5 separate regions of the Homo sapiens genome follow, and all the other regions are linked to region 2. Evidence: chromatin contacts called from ENCODE Hi-C or POLR2A ChIA-PET data. All regions are on one chromosome and are shown on one strand. Each heading gives the region's core, a stretch centred on a gene start or an enhancer-like site at or near the end of the contact. The rest is flanking DNA. Distances are from core to core; before and after follow the strand shown.

What was found. A loop is a pair of places that touch in the nucleus more often than their neighbours do. ChIA-PET counts read pairs that join two places held with the same protein, here RNA polymerase II (POLR2A). Pooled maps may share reads with other maps.
Region 1: a loop to region 2 is called in a map of ovary, with 2.2 times the contacts of the local background. The contact joins the promoter of ASPDH here to the promoter of ACP4 in region 2. A Hi-C loop is called at or near these places in 16 of 168 maps with a recorded cell type or tissue (B cell, CD14-positive monocyte, CD4-positive, alpha-beta T cell and 10 more), 14 of 37 single-sample maps with no recorded cell type and 24 of 50 pooled maps. POLR2A ChIA-PET finds 5 or more read pairs at or near these places in 15 of 52 experiments (A673, AG04450, CD4-positive, alpha-beta T cell and 12 more).
Region 3: POLR2A ChIA-PET joins it to region 2 with 14 read pairs in A673. The contact joins the promoter of POLD1 here to the promoter of ACP4 in region 2. A Hi-C loop is called at or near these places in 20 of 168 maps with a recorded cell type or tissue (B cell, CD4-positive, alpha-beta T cell, CD4-positive, alpha-beta memory T cell and 16 more), 6 of 37 single-sample maps with no recorded cell type and 30 of 50 pooled maps. POLR2A ChIA-PET finds 5 or more read pairs at or near these places in 8 of 52 experiments (A673, CD4-positive, alpha-beta T cell, CD4-positive, alpha-beta memory T cell and 5 more).
Region 4: a loop to region 2 is called in a map of mammary epithelial cell, with 6 times the contacts of the local background. The contact joins the promoter of NAPSA here to the promoter of ACP4 in region 2. A Hi-C loop is called at or near these places in 102 of 168 maps with a recorded cell type or tissue (A673, B cell, CD14-positive monocyte and 58 more), 37 of 37 single-sample maps with no recorded cell type and 49 of 50 pooled maps. POLR2A ChIA-PET finds 5 or more read pairs at or near these places in 10 of 52 experiments (A673, B cell, CD4-positive, alpha-beta T cell and 7 more).
Region 5: POLR2A ChIA-PET joins it to region 2 with 10 read pairs in AG04450. The contact joins the enhancer-like site here to the promoter of ACP4 in region 2. A Hi-C loop is called at or near these places in 8 of 50 pooled maps. POLR2A ChIA-PET finds 5 or more read pairs at or near these places in 2 of 52 experiments (A673 and AG04450).

Annotation. Positions count from the first base shown.
Region 1 is chr19:50,512,527-50,515,226 of GRCh38, forward strand. It overlaps ASPDH (aspartate dehydrogenase domain containing), which reads right to left and starts at 1,387. Exons shown (of 7, transcript NM_001114598.2): 1 at 1,246-1,387; 2 at 746-890; 3 at 401-485; 4 at 135-284; 5 at 1-54. The coding sequence starts at 1,297. All of the region lies in intron 1 of LOC124904747 (a long non-coding RNA gene), which reads left to right.
Region 2 is chr19:50,789,029-50,791,728 of GRCh38, forward strand. ACP4 (acid phosphatase 4) reads left to right here and starts at 1,387. Exons shown (of 11, transcript NM_033068.3): 1 at 1,387-1,497; 2 at 1,566-1,670; 3 at 1,746-1,832; 4 at 2,628-2,700. The coding sequence starts at 1,387. It overlaps LOC105372439 (a long non-coding RNA gene), which reads right to left. Exons shown (of 4, transcript XR_936026.3): 3 at 590-687.
Region 3 is chr19:50,382,922-50,385,621 of GRCh38, forward strand. It overlaps POLD1 (DNA polymerase delta 1, catalytic subunit), which reads left to right and starts at 1,426. Exons shown (of 27, transcript NM_002691.4): 1 at 1,426-1,469. It overlaps NR1H2 (nuclear receptor subfamily 1 group H member 2), which reads left to right. Exons shown (of 10, transcript NM_007121.7): 10 at 1-467. RefSeq lists silencers at 1,090-1,189, 1,200-1,319, 1,350-1,439 and an enhancer at 2,159-2,660.
Region 4 is chr19:50,364,246-50,366,945 of GRCh38, forward strand. It overlaps NAPSA (napsin A aspartic peptidase), which reads right to left and starts at 1,394. Exons shown (of 9, transcript NM_004851.3): 1 at 1,294-1,394. The coding sequence starts at 1,376. The region is part of intron 3 of LOC105372437 (a long non-coding RNA gene); the gene reads left to right. RefSeq lists an enhancer at 1,595-1,744.
Region 5 is chr19:50,491,112-50,493,811 of GRCh38, forward strand. No RefSeq gene overlaps it. Among named protein-coding and RNA genes, the nearest start is that of MYREM, 3.6 kb to the left of the region's middle. RefSeq lists enhancers at 995-1,054, 1,095-1,174. Within about 2 kb of position 1,314, at least 4 of the 41 ENCODE cell types and tissues checked have a DNase peak (open chromatin) inside an H3K27ac peak, as active enhancers do.

The sequences.
Region 1 (2,700 bases), core at 137-2,636, 280 kb before region 2:
GGGTCCCTCAAGCCGGAAGCCATCGGGGTGTGTGGCCATGGTGACACGAAGGCTCTGGAAGCAAGAGCCCGGGTTAGGGGGAGTGGGGTCTTTGCAGGCCTCCCCTGGTTCCTGGGGAGCCCAGCAGGCCTCACCCGGAGGCCCCCAGCTGCATCCAATCTCCTGATGTCCTCAGCGCCCCACAGGGCCCCTCGGGCCACAAACACGGCGTGGTCCCAGTGCTGTGAGGCCTCCAAGAGCTGCCGCTCTGTGGTCTGGTCACTTAGAGCTGAGGGGGACCCCACCTGGGGTGGATGAAGGAGGGGAGGGTTGAGGTCAGGGAAGGATATCCACTTCAGGGTGGGGTGAGACCAAGACAGAAGGGGCAGGGCTCTGCGTAAATGGTTGGGGTGGGGCTTACCAGGAGATTGGCATGGCGCAGGATTTGTGCCCCAGATTCATGGATTATTTTGGGATGGGCCACTTCCACAACCAGATCAGGGCGCCTGGGAGAGGGGAAAGAGGGCGGAGGGTCTTGGAGAGGTATTAGGCCTCTTCTCCCCAAGGTTCCCTCCGAGTCTACTGAGGGCTGCCCTTCTTCTCCCTGACCTGGGAGGCGAAATGAGATGAATGGGTTCGTCCTGTTTCACATTTGCTTGAACCAAGGCCCAGAGAGGGTCAGGGAACCCCTGAGATCACACAGTGGCTAAGAGAGCCAGGACAGGAGCTTCAGGGAGCTCCACTCTCCCATGGCAAGGTCACTGACCTTTCCCCAAGGGCAGCAAGGTTCTGGAGCTGCAGGGAAGGGGGCACGCTCCCTGCCATTCGTCCTGGGTCACGATTCCAGACAAAAACAAGTTCTAGGCCAAGTTCTGGTCCCTGAGCCAAGAGGCGGGAGACGAGGGACTGTCCTGGGGAGAGGGAAAGGAGAGGGCTAGAGATCCAGAGAGAGGGGGACAGAGACCCAGAGAGAGAGGAGGTGGGGACAGAGACCCAGAGAGAGAGGAGGTGGGGACAGACTCAGATTGCGGGGTAGGGAGACAGAGATGGGGGCAGGGCAGAGACACAGTGGGGTGGACAGAGGCCCAGAGAGAAGGGAGACAGAGACGGAGAGGACAGAGACCTGGGGTGGGGGTGCAGTGGGCAGACCCAGAGACACAGCCAGGGGCAGATAGAGAGAGAAAAAAGTGTTTGTGGAGGGCAGAGAGTCTTGGGAGCTTTAGGAAGGGGTTTGGGGAAGGAGGCCAAGGATGGTCAGGGACTCACCGAGGCGGCCATAGCCCACCACGCCCACCCTCCACGGGCCCCTGTCGGCCATGGCCCTGAGTGCGGTGTCTGGGGCCTGGCTCCCTGGGCTGCTCGCTGCCCGCTGCACAAGGCCTGGGCAGCCGCTGCTCTTTGGACATCTGACCCTTGAGCCTCTGGGCTCAGTCTTCCCCCTTCCCCGCAGGCCCAGCGTGGGGGCGTGGGCCTGCGGGAGTGGAGGCGGGAGAACCCTTCCCTGTGCTCTGTCCACTTTCCCGGGTCCAGCACAGTGAGCATGGTGACCGGGGGTTCTGGGAACCCTGCGTGCCCCCCTTTCCCCTGCAGCACACCCTCTTTCTCCCTGCTGATGTGGAAAGTTTCCTCTGCAGTCCCCTGCCCCCTCTCTGGCCGGCCAGGTTGTCATGGAAACTGCATCTTGCTTTGGGTTGGGAGAAGAGATGGTGACAGGGACTCTGGGCTCTGTCTGTCCCCTCGTGCTCACCTCTCCTCCTTGTCCTCAGGCGGCTAAGGTCTGAGGGAGGCTTCAGCCTGGCCGTGGCCCTAGCCCTCCCAGAGGCAGCGGGAGCCCTGGTTGTGGCTTCTCCTCAATGTGCCCTTGCCTCAGCGGGTCCAACCTCCCTAGCCCCGCTGCGCAGCACGGGTCCCCTTCCCACAGCCTCCGCCCCTGTCCACAGCCTCCCTCCGCTCTGATCATCCTTCAGTTCACCTTGACTTGCTACCTTTCACTCTGTCCCCCATCGTGCCACCAGCTGCCTCCAGTGTGACGTTCTCGCTCCCACGTCCGTCCCTCCCGTTCCCCAGCTCGCGTCAGCCCAGGAGAAGCCTTCGAGGCCTGGAGAGGCCAAGTGCCCCCAACATGAGCCCCAGCCTCTGTGCCTTGAGGGTGCCTGGCATCGGAAATGGCGCAGGCTGCGGCAGCGCAGGCTCCCTGCCCCCAGCCACCACCTGGTACCCGCTGCAGTGTTTCCATGGCAACCAGGATTGGCGCTGGAAGGAGGCTGGAGAGAAAGAGAGCGTGAACGGGAGCATGGGGTGGGGGGGGCGGGCACTGGGTGGCGAGAGCCCCAAGTTGACGGGAGGAGAGAGGAGACAGACGCGGGCAGACAGAGAGGGGCCAAGACCCCGACGTGGCACCCAAAGGCTGCCGCTGCTGATAAGGGAGGAATTGGCTTCCAGAGCCAGGAGCCCCCGGTGTGGGAGAGATGAGATGCCTGGGTGTAGACAGAGCCAGGAAGGGGGCAGGGGCCAGGCACCTCACGGAAGTGGGGGGCCTCCCGCCATCTCTACCTTCTGACTCCTGCTGGGGCCTGAGTGTCCCCATAGTGCCCATAGCTGCCGTGTACGGGGTACAGCCTGGGCCACTACGAGGGGAGAAGGGGGCTGGGCGCAGGCCTGTGTGTCCTCAGGGCTGTGTCCCCGAAGCCACCTCAGCGTGGGAAAGCACTGGAAGGCCCT
Region 2 (2,700 bases), core at 137-2,636:
CCTGTAATCCCAGCACTTTGGGAGGCCAAGGTGGGAGGATTGCTTGAGCCCAGGAGTTTAAGAGCAGTCTGGGCAACACAGCAAAACCCTGTCTCAAAAAACAACAAAAACCTAGGACAGGACTGGAGGCTGACTGTGCGCAGTGAGGCAGGAGAGCCAGCCAGCCCCAGGTGGTGCTGCGAAGTGTAGATTTTATTAGCATTGTGGGATGGTGAGGCCGCCTGAGCAGCAGACGATTGCCATTGAAAGATGACTTGTTGGCTGGGCATGGTGGCTCATGCCTGTAATCCCAGCATTTTGGGAAGCCGAGGCGAGTGGATCACCTGAGGTCAGGAGTTGAAGACCAGCCTGGCCATATATATATATATACAAAAATTAGCCGGGCATGGTCGCGTGTGTCTGTAATCCCAGCTACTAGGGGGGCTGAGGCAGGAGGATCGCTTGAACCTGGGAGGTGGAGGTTGCAGCAAGCTGAGACTGTGTCACTGCACTCCAGCCTGGGAAACAGAGTAAGACTACATCTCAAAAAAAAAAAAAAAAAGGAAAGAAAAGAAAAAAGAAAGAAAGGAAGATGACTTGTTATACTCACAGCTTCCCCAGAGGAGGGGGCATGCCACAGGGGCCACATGGGGACGCACCAATGGTGCCCAGGAGGTAGACCACGAGCAAGCGGCTTCCTTGTGTTTTCTGTGGGATAAGGTAGGGTAAAGAGTGGCTGGTTGCGCCATTTCAGCAGGCTCTGGGGCACAGGGGCTGTCCTGAGTTGTCCGATACCCTGCCCCGGGTGATCAGGGCAGGTGGATGGTGGCCTGGGTGGTGGGTTGGCTGGTTTGTACAGGAGAGGCATGCGCTTGGGCCAGTCCCTGACTATCTCCAGGAACTGGTAACCCTGGGAGGGGTGGTCCTTCTACGATCAGCAAGGCCCCTGATGTCAAAGCATCAGAGTACAGAAAATCAAGCACATAGTTACTATCGTCAGCCTCTGCAACTCAGGGGGTCAAGACTGTTGCTGAGACGAACAATGTGGGGTGGGGGTCTCTGTCCAAGTCTGCAACCAGGTTAAAGGCACCTGTGTTCAAATCGCAGCTTTGTCTGAGAAATCTGTGTTTTCTCAGGCCAGTTAGGGAACCCTTCTGTGCCTCAGTTTCCCCATCGGTACAATGGGGATGGTGGTAAGCACATCAGTGTCTCCTGGGGCAGCGATGAAGATGAAACGAAGATGAAACGGGTTAATCCAAGGCTGGCAGAGGCGCTGGGGAATGGGATCTGTGGCCCCTGGGGGAGCGTGCCAGGGCCTGCTATAATGGGGGTGCTGAGTGCAGGGCTGGGACAGGCGGGGCTGCGGCCCAGACAGTGGGCTGAGCTCAGCGTCTGGGCTGGGTGGAAATGGCCGGCCTGGGGTTTTGGGGCCACCCTGCTGGACCTCTCCTGCTGCTGCTGCTGCTGGTGCTGCCACCCCGGGCCCTGCCAGAAGGACCCCTGGTGTTCGTGGCTCTGGTGAGGCGCCCCCACCCCGGCCTGCCCTTAGCTCCCCCAGGGCTAGCCCTGACCAGTCCTGTCCCCAGGTATTCCGCCATGGCGACCGGGCCCCGCTGGCCTCCTACCCCATGGACCCACACAAGGAGGTGGCCTCCACCCTGTGGCCACGAGGCCTGGGCCAGCTGACCACGGTGAGAAGCGGGTAGGCGGTGAGGGCAAGGGTGGGAGGGGTGGGGAGTGGTAGGCTGAGGCTGTTCTGTCCCCAGGAGGGGGTCCGCCAGCAGCTGGAGCTGGGCCGCTTCCTGAGGAGCCGCTACGAGGCCTTCCTGAGTCCGGAGTACCGGCGGGAGGAGGTAGGGCCATAGTGACCCCCACCTGGCCCCCTGACCTCCCACCTGTGACCTCCACTGACTACAACGCTCTCTTTGGGCCTCCACCTCTGGCCTTTGACCTCCATCAACCTGACTTGCCCTCTACCTCTAATCTCTGACCCCCGATACACTGACTAACCCACACTGACTTCTGACCCCATCTCAACCTGTCACATCTCGACCTCTGACCTCCATCAACTCTGACTTTATTTTCTGGCCTCCATCTCTGTTTTCTAAGTCCCATTGACTCCAGTCAGACCTCTGGCCTCTGACATTTGACCCCAAACTTGATTTCGATCTTTGACCCTTGTTGACGTAACTTGCCCTCTTGACCTCTAACCTTTAACCTCTACGCTTTATCAATTCTGACCTACCTTTTCTGTCTCCTCCTATGTCTTCTGACATCCCCCAGCTACAGACAGTCCTCCTAACCTCTGAAGAACATGTATTGAACTCTGACTCCAAGTCCTCCAAGCTGCCCTCCTAAACTTGACCTCTAACCTCCAGCCTCTACTGATTCTGATCTTCCTTTTTGACCCTCATTGACTCAATTGACCCCCTAAATCCAACATGGCTGTCCAGCTTAGGACGTCCAGCCCAACTGCTCCTGACATTAGCCTCTGGACCCTTGATCCCAACTTCCAACTTCGAAGGCCACATGATTCTCAGTGTCTGACCCCTACTCCAAAGTGAATCTGAGGCTTCTGATTTGCCACGACAGCTGACCTCTGTCCCCAACCACGACCCCCCGCGTGCCCTCTCTCCACCCCGCTCCAGGTGTACATCCGCAGCACGGACTTTGACCGCACGCTGGAGAGTGCCCAGGCCAACCTTGCCGGGCTGTTTCCCG
Region 3 (2,700 bases), core at 176-2,675, 410 kb before region 2:
CCCGGGAGACCAGGGCCTTCCTCTTCCTCTGCTTTTATTTAATAAAAACTAAAAACAGAAACAGGAAAATAAAATATGAATACAATCCAGCCCGGAGCTGGAGTGCAAGATGGAGAGGGCGCGGGCTTCTAGGGACCTCAGTGACACTGGGTGCCCGAACCTGATTGAGCAGGTGGGACTGGGTGTCCCCAGGCTGTTGGGAAAAGGGTGGCACATAGGGTCCCAGTGTTGGGTGGTGTGTCGCCTGCTGTGAAAGTTCAGGACAGAGGCCTCAGCCTCAGGGTCACCTCCCTGGACAAGGTGAATCAGAACTCACCCTTGAAGGATAAACAGGATTTAAGTGAATGAGGGGACCTGGACTTCTGTCCGAACAACAAGTGTTTGCTGAGGCCTCCTGTGGGCCAGGCACTGGGTTGGCCATTCTAGAGATGGAGACATTCACCCAATAAATGTTTCCAGAGCATTAACTACAGTTAGGCACAATTCTAGGCACTGGAAACATCTGTGAACAAGATAACCATCCTCCTACCAAGACTCGGGGGATAGGGACTTTAATGAGCGTGGCACTGTGGTGGGGCTAGAGGAAATCAGGGAAGGTATCACAACAGAGGCAATCGCTGGGACCTAAAACAAGAGCCTGGGGGCTGGGCCTCCAAGTTGAGGGAACAGCACGTGCAAAGTTTGAAAGGAGAGACGCCAGGAGTTCGGAGCGAAGCGACGAAGTTCCTCCAATCCTTCCTGCCCCTGTGCCAGCCCTGAAGGAGCTGAATGAGCAATTCCAATCGAGGGCGAAAGGGGGGTTGGATGGAGGGATGCAACTTAAAGGTGTATTTATTTGGGGCGGGGAACAGCGGAAGTGAGAGTAGTTACCAATGATCACCTTATCCTAAGAGTAGTGTACCGGGCGCCCCACAAGTGTCCCTATCATGCGTTGTTGAGTCTAATTTACGTATAGGGAAACTGAAGCTAGGATGAAGGAGAACAGATCAAGCCAGGACTCTACCGCTTATCGGCCAGCCTCTGCGGGGATCTTGGGCGTCAGGTCACCAGCTGGCTGCTGGGCAGCGACGGGGCAGCGCTCCCTACACGGCCCCGGGCGAGAGGCGGGCGGGGGGACGCGGAGGATGCGCGCGCAACACCCGAGGGTGGGAGGAGAGAGAACAGAACCGCGGCGCGCCCAGACCGCACGAGGTCGTGAAGGTAGCCGCGCGGAGGGGCGTGGCTTCGGGCAGACAGGTCATGGGGAGGCGGAGTTAAGGGAATTTTTCAGCAAGGGGGCGAGGCCACTTCGGAAGCTGAGAGAGGGGGCGGGGCCTGCCCTGCAGTCGAACAAGCGGGGCGTGGCCTTGCCCGCACTTGGGCAGGCGGGGGCGTGGCCCGTCTCTGAGCGCCGCGGCTCTGGGCTTGCGCGCGCGGGAGTCAGGGGTCACGGCGGCGTAGGCTGTGGCGGGAAACGCTGTTTGAAGCGGGTGAGTAGAGGGGAAAAAGGGAGTTCGGGGCAGTGGGCCTGGTAGGGAACGGGGCTTGAGCAGCCAGGCACATAGATCTGAGAGACGGTTGCGAGGGCACCCTTTGGCCCGGGGGCGCGCAGGAGAGGGCAGGGGCCAGGGGTTTCCTGGGCGAGGGCGCGGGGACGAGCAGGAAAAGGCCGGGGTGGGGGTGGAATTCCTCGGCGGGCAGGGGGCGCATGCGCCGGGCACCGTGGGGCGGGACGTGGCCCGGGAGGAGCTGGGGGGACTGGGTGGTGCACGTGCGGGCTTGGTGTCATCCTGGATTCGCTGGGTGTTTGAGTACTCTGTGCCAGGCACTTTTCTGGAAGCAGGAACAAGTCAGAGAAGTCCCTGTCTCGGGAAGACAGACGGTAGACAAGTGATGAGTTTTAATAGATCAGTAAAGCAGTGCTCTGGGGCTGTGAGATGCTCTCAGAAGGAAACTAACGCAGGGTAACGTGATAATGAGCGAAGAGCCTGTTGCTTTAGCTGGAGTGGTCCAGAATCGACCGCTCTGGGACCCTCAAGTGCAAAGCCCTGAGGTGGAAGGAGCTTGGCGTATTTGTAGCAGGAGCCGAGGGGACGAGAGAAACACAGATGAGGTCGGAGTCATGATGGGGAACTAGATCCTATAGGGCCTTGTAAAACTTGGTATGGAATTTCTCCTTTATTCTAGGTTCAGCGGGGAGCCGTGGGAGGGTTTGAGCGTGGAAACAACACGATTCGCCCCATGTTTTGAAAAACTCACCACTGAGTGGAAATTGGATTGTAGCAGGAATAAGAATGGAAGGAGGGAGATCTGTTAGGAGGGAGAGCGTCCTGCAGGCAGAGAATCAGGCTCCGGTTACCTTTGCGGGCGGAGACAGGGGGACTGGCTGATGGACTGGGCGTAGGAGCAAGGGGAAGAGTCCAGGATGACTCCTGGGTTTGTGGTTTGAGCAGCAGGCTGGATGGGGAAGGCTAAGGGAGAAGCAGGTTGGGGTTGCCGCTCTGAAGGCAAAGATTAGTGGGGGAGTGAGTGGGCAGGGTTTAGAGCGGAGCCAGGAGTGGGCAGGGCGATGTCAGTGCCTCGCCTCAGCCCTTCCACTGAAGGAACTTGTTGCCACTGTCTTCTCTTTTTTTTTTTTTTTTTTTTGAGACAGAGTCTTGCTCTGTCACCCAGGCTGGAATGCAGTGGTGCAAACTCAGCTCATTGCAACCTCCGCCTCCC
Region 4 (2,700 bases), core at 144-2,643, 420 kb before region 2:
TGGAGGTTGCAGTGAGCTGAGATCGCGCCATTGCACTCCAGCCTGGGCGACAGGGCAAGACTCCGTCTCAAAAAAAAAAAAAAAAAAAGGCCAGGCGCGGTGGCTTACGCCTGTAATCCCAGCACTTTGCGAGGCTGAGGTGGGTGGATCACGAGGTCAGGAGATCGAGACCATCCTGGCTAACACTGTGAAACCCCATCTCTACTAAAAATACAAAAAATTAGCCGGGCGTGGTGGCGGGTGCCTGTAGTCCCAGCTGCTTGGGAGGCTGAGGCAGGAGAATGATGTGAACCCGGGGGACAGAGCTTGCAGTGAGCCAAGATTGCGCCACTGCACTCCAGCCTGGGCAACAGAGTGAGACTCAGTCTCAAAAAAAAAAAAAAAAAAAAAGTCCTGAGAGGAGGGGGAGGGGTCCTCAATCTAGAGTCTCAGTGTTGTAAGATCTGGGACTTAAAAGGGCTCTGGGACCGGACGCGGGGGCTCACAGCTGTAACCACAGCACTTTTGGAGGCTGAGGCGGAAAGATCACTTGAGGTCAGGAGTTCAAGACAGCCTGGCAAACATGGCGAAACCCCATCTCTACTAAAAATACAAAAATTAGCCGGGCGTGGTGGCATGTGCCTGTAGTCCCAGCTACTTGGGAGGCTGAGGCAGGAGAATCACTTGAACCCGGGAGGCAGAGGTTGCAGTGAGCTGAGATCGCCCCACTGCACTCCAGCCTGGGTAACAGAGCAAGACTCTGTCTCAAATAATAATAATAATAATAAATAATAATAATAATAATAATAATAATAAAAGGGCTCTGGTCAGCCAGGCGCGGTGGCTCACGCCTGTAATCCCAGCACTTTGGGAGGCCGAGGTGAGCGGATCACGAGGTCAGGGGTTCCAGACCAGCCTGGCCAACATGGTGAAACCCCGTCTCTACTAAAAATACAAAAATTAGCTGAGCATGGTGGCGCGAGCCTGTAATCCCAGCTACTTGGGAAGCTGAGGCAGGAGAATCGCTTGAACCCAGGAGGCAGAGGTTTCAGTGAGCTGAGATCATGCCATTGCACTCCAGCCTGGGCAACAGAGTGAGACTCCATCTCAAAAAAAAGAAATCTGGTCTTAAGAGATGTCAGAGTGGAGCCCTTAGGGGTGACAGCCTGGTTTAGAGATCTGGAAAGCTGAGAAAGAAGCTCTAGGGATCCTGGGTGCCAAGTTTGGGGATCACTGAACTGGGAGTCCTAGACTTAAAGGGCAAGAGGCAGAAAATCCCTCCTAAGGTTGGGGTGGTAGATGGGGTCACCATACCGGATCAGTGTGGCCCCGGAAGGCTCCACATTCAGCAGAGGCAGCAGCAGCAGCAGGGGTTGCAGCAGCGGTGGTGGAGACATCGCTGGGGACCTGGGTGTGAACCCAGGTGTCCTGGGGCCTCATTTTCTTTCCCCTGTGACTCCACCCTGTTCATGCCCCACCTCCAGGTTTAGAAGGAGACCAGGACATGAAATCTGTCCGCAGGTGACGCAGTGGGACAAGGATGTTTTTTGAAGATTTGTGCAGAGTATTTTTGTAGGGTTGGCAGAAGTAGCATCCTGTGCTCCTGGTGCTCCTCACTCCCTACTTGGGTGGCAGTGGTGGTGGGGTCTCCTCCACCGTCACCACCTCCCACCCCCCCATCCTTCAGCTGCTGTCAGTTTTACTTTTAACTTTCACATAACTTTTCTGAGACTTATTAACCACAAGTGTTTCCTTGGCCAAGTGGGAGAGACCAGCAGGTATCTGTGAAGGGCCTGGGGGAAGGGAGAAAGGACATGATTAGACACCTGCCCTCACATATGAAGTGGGCCCGCATTTCAGGACCCAGTCTCTTACTGTTTTATTTGTAGGTGAAGTATGTTTCTTGTTGACAACAGATCATTGGGTATTGTTTTTTGTTTGTTTGTTTTTGTTTTTGTTTTTTGGTTTTTTTTTTTTTGAGACCGAGTTTCACTCTTGTTGCCCAGGCTGGGATTACAGGCATGCGCAACCACGCCCCACTAATTTTGTAGTTTTAGTAGAGACAGGGTTTCTCCATGTTGGTCAGGCTGGTCTAGAACTCCCGACCTCAGGTGATCCGCCCGCCTCAGCCTCCTAAAGTGCTGGGATTACAGGCGTGAGCCACTGCACCCAGCTGATTCTCAATTATTTCAATCTCTTTGTTAAATTTATGTGATGGAATCTGAATTCCTTCTGTGTGTTAGCTTGAATTTCTTTGAGTTTCCTCAAAACAGCTATTTTAAATTCTCTGTCGGAAAGGTCACATATCTCTGTTTCTTCAAGGATTGGTCCTTGGTGGCTTATTTGATTTGTTTGGTAAGGTCATTTATTCTGGATGGCCTTGATGCTTATAGATGTTCATTGGTGGCTGGGCATTGATGAGTTATTTATTTATTTATTTATTTATTTATTTATTTATTTATTTAGATGGAGTTTTGCTCTTGTTGCCCAAGCTGCAGTGCAATGGTGTGATCTCAGCTCACTGCAACCTCTGCCTCCCAGGTGCAAGTAATTCTGCCTCAGCCTCCCGAGTAGCTGGGACTACAGGCACCCGATACCACCCTGGCTAAATTTTTTTTTTTTTTTTGAGATGGAGTTTCACTCTTATTGCCTAGGCTGGAGTGTAATGGCGCCATCTTGGCTCACTGCAACCTCTGCCTCCTGAGTTCAAGCGATTGTCCT
Region 5 (2,700 bases), core at 64-2,563, 300 kb before region 2:
TGAAATGAGTTTCTTAAAGGGTGAAACAGATTGCAGGACCAATCGTCCCGATCGTCCAAGGCAGGATAAAAATATCCCAGCATGCGGAGGAGCCCTCCCTGCCCAGTCTCCTCCGAGGGGCCTCGGGGCCTCTGCAGCTGCAGCTGTTGGAGTCATCAAGAAGACGGGGACGCGGGAGGGGGACAGGGACCAGGAGGCGAGGGGATGGCGGGAGTCGGGGGTGGGGTTGGGCGGGGTGGGGAGAAGGCTGTCAGCGCCAGGCTCAGACGAGCCGGTGGGAGCAGAGACGAGGAGAGGGAAGGGTCAAGGACAATGACTGGCAGAGGAACTGGAAAGGAAGGAGCGGGCATGGAGAGGCGGAGCTGGGAAGGACTTGGGGGACTAGAGGCGAGGGGAGAGAGCTTGTGGGGTGAGGGAGAAAACGGAGAGGAAAGAGCGAGTGAAGGTGAGGATGGAAAGGAAACAGGAAAGCCCCATGGAGGGGAGGATGGGAGAAATAGAGTGTGTCAGAGACAGAGAGGGAGAGAGAGATGGCGAGAGATGGAGAGAGAAAGAGACAGCGAGAGAGACAGAGACGTTGAGAGAAACAGAGATAGCGAGAAAGAGTGAGAGAAAGAGACAGGGAGACAGCAAGAGAGACAGTGAGAGAGACAGTAAGAGGGAGACCGAGAGAGAGAGTGAGAGACAGACAGCGAGAGAGAGACAGTAAAAGAGAGATAGCCAGAGAGAGACAGACAATGAGACAGAAAGCGAGAGACAGAGAGAGACAGTGAGAGAAACAGACAAAATGATGGCGAGAGAGTGAGAAAGAAAGAGACAGCGAGAGAAACAGAGACAATGATGGCAAGAGAGTGAGAGAGACAGAGCGAGAGAGACAGAGACGGACTGAGAAAATGAGACAGAGACAGCGAGAGATGGGAGAGACAGGGAGAGAGAGAGAGAGAGAGAGAGAGAGAGAGAGAGAGAGAGAAGCGCCAAAGAGAAGCCACCAGGAGCGTGTGGAGGGGAAGCCAGGTGGAACTCACTGAAGGTGCAGGGAGAGGAAGGGGAGGCAGGAGTGAGAGGAAAGAGGAGAGGCAAATCCAAGGGACAGAAACTGGAGGCAAAGGAGGCAGAGGAGGGAGGGAGACCAAGGGCACAGGCCCTAACCACAGTGCTGCCCCTTGTCCCCGGCCCCCTTGTCTCCTTCTGACACAGTCGGTTGCTGTGGACGGGCACAGTGAGACTGGGGCCCCATCAGCGCCTCCTCTGGGGGTTGGGTACAGACGATGAGGAAATGACAGGGCGGGGATGAGGAGGAGGACCTAGCGCAGGGGAAGGAGAGGGCAGAAGACAGTGGGGGGTGGCAGTCTGGAGGACAAGGGAGAAGATTCCAGAAAGGCTGAGAGCCACAAGGTGGACAATCAGGAAAAGGTGGGGCTGGGTGGAAGCGTGTGGAGGACTGGAATATCGCCCAAGGGAGGAGCAGTGTGTGCAAGACCTAGAGAGGAGGAAACACTGAGGATCCAGCCGAAGAGAGGACACACAGGGACAGGGACAGCCTGTGTGTGTGTGTGTTATGGATAGGGGGAGGAGGAGGGGGGAGAGGAAAGAGGAGGAGGAGAAGGAAGAAGGAGGAAGAGGAAAGAGGAGGAAGGGGGAGGAGGAGGAAAGGGGGAGGAGGGGTGAGGAGGAGGAGGAAAGAGGAGGAGGAAAGAGGAAGGAGGAGGAGGGAGGAAGAAGAGGAAAGAGGGAGAGGAGGAGGAAAGGGGGAGGAGGGGTGAGGAGGAGGAGGGAGGAGGAAGAGGAAAGAGGGAAAGGAGGAGGAAGGAGGAGGGAGTAAGAGGAAGGAGGAAGAAGGAGAAGGAAAGATGAGGAAGGAGGAAAGAGGAGGAGGTGGAGTAAGAGGGAGGAGGAGGTTGCGGTGAGCTGAGATCGCTCCATTGCACTCCAGCCTGGGCGACAGAGCGAGTCCCCATCTCAAAAAAAAAAAAAAAAAAAAAAAAAGGGAATTTGGGGGCATGCAGAGACAGGAACAGAGTGGGAGCAGGGGTTGGGGGAGAGATTCAGAGAATGGGAGAGAGGAGAGGGCGAGAGAGACAGAGGAAGGGGGTCACAGAGGAGAGGTAGAAGGAGAATGGGGAGGGGCAAATCCTCTTTCCCGCCCGAGCCTCAGTTTCCTCATCTGCTCCCTCAGGTGGTGAGGAGTCCAGGGACCACCCGCCAAGTGTCTGCAGGGCAGGAAGGCCTGCGGAGGGGAGAGGGAGGTGGAGGAAGGAGGCTCAGGCTTGAATCCAGTGTGGTGACTGGCAGCAGAAGCGTCCCCTCCATGGGCACGGGCTGCCTCTCAGGCTCAGATTCTAGAGTGTTCCTTCCTAGAGTCCCTCCAGGCCTCCTTCAGCCTCCCCCACCCCACCCTGACCTGGGAGGGAGTAGCCATTGTCGTCCACATATTTTTCCAAGGGAGAAATCAGGCTGCAGCCCACATCCTCCTTCCTCCTCCTCTTTCCTGCAGCCCCGCACGGTGTAGCTGGCCACCCCTTCTAGGGCTGTGGCGGCTGAGGGGAAAGGAAGGGGCTAAAGAGAGTCGCCTTGGTACACAGTTGGCGCTCAATTGGTGCCCTTCCCCTTTCCTAGGGGAGAGCACAGAGAGTAGGAAGGCAGAGAGAGGAAGAGAAAGGGGGAATCGAGGGTGAGAAGGGGAGGCTGTATCTATAAAAA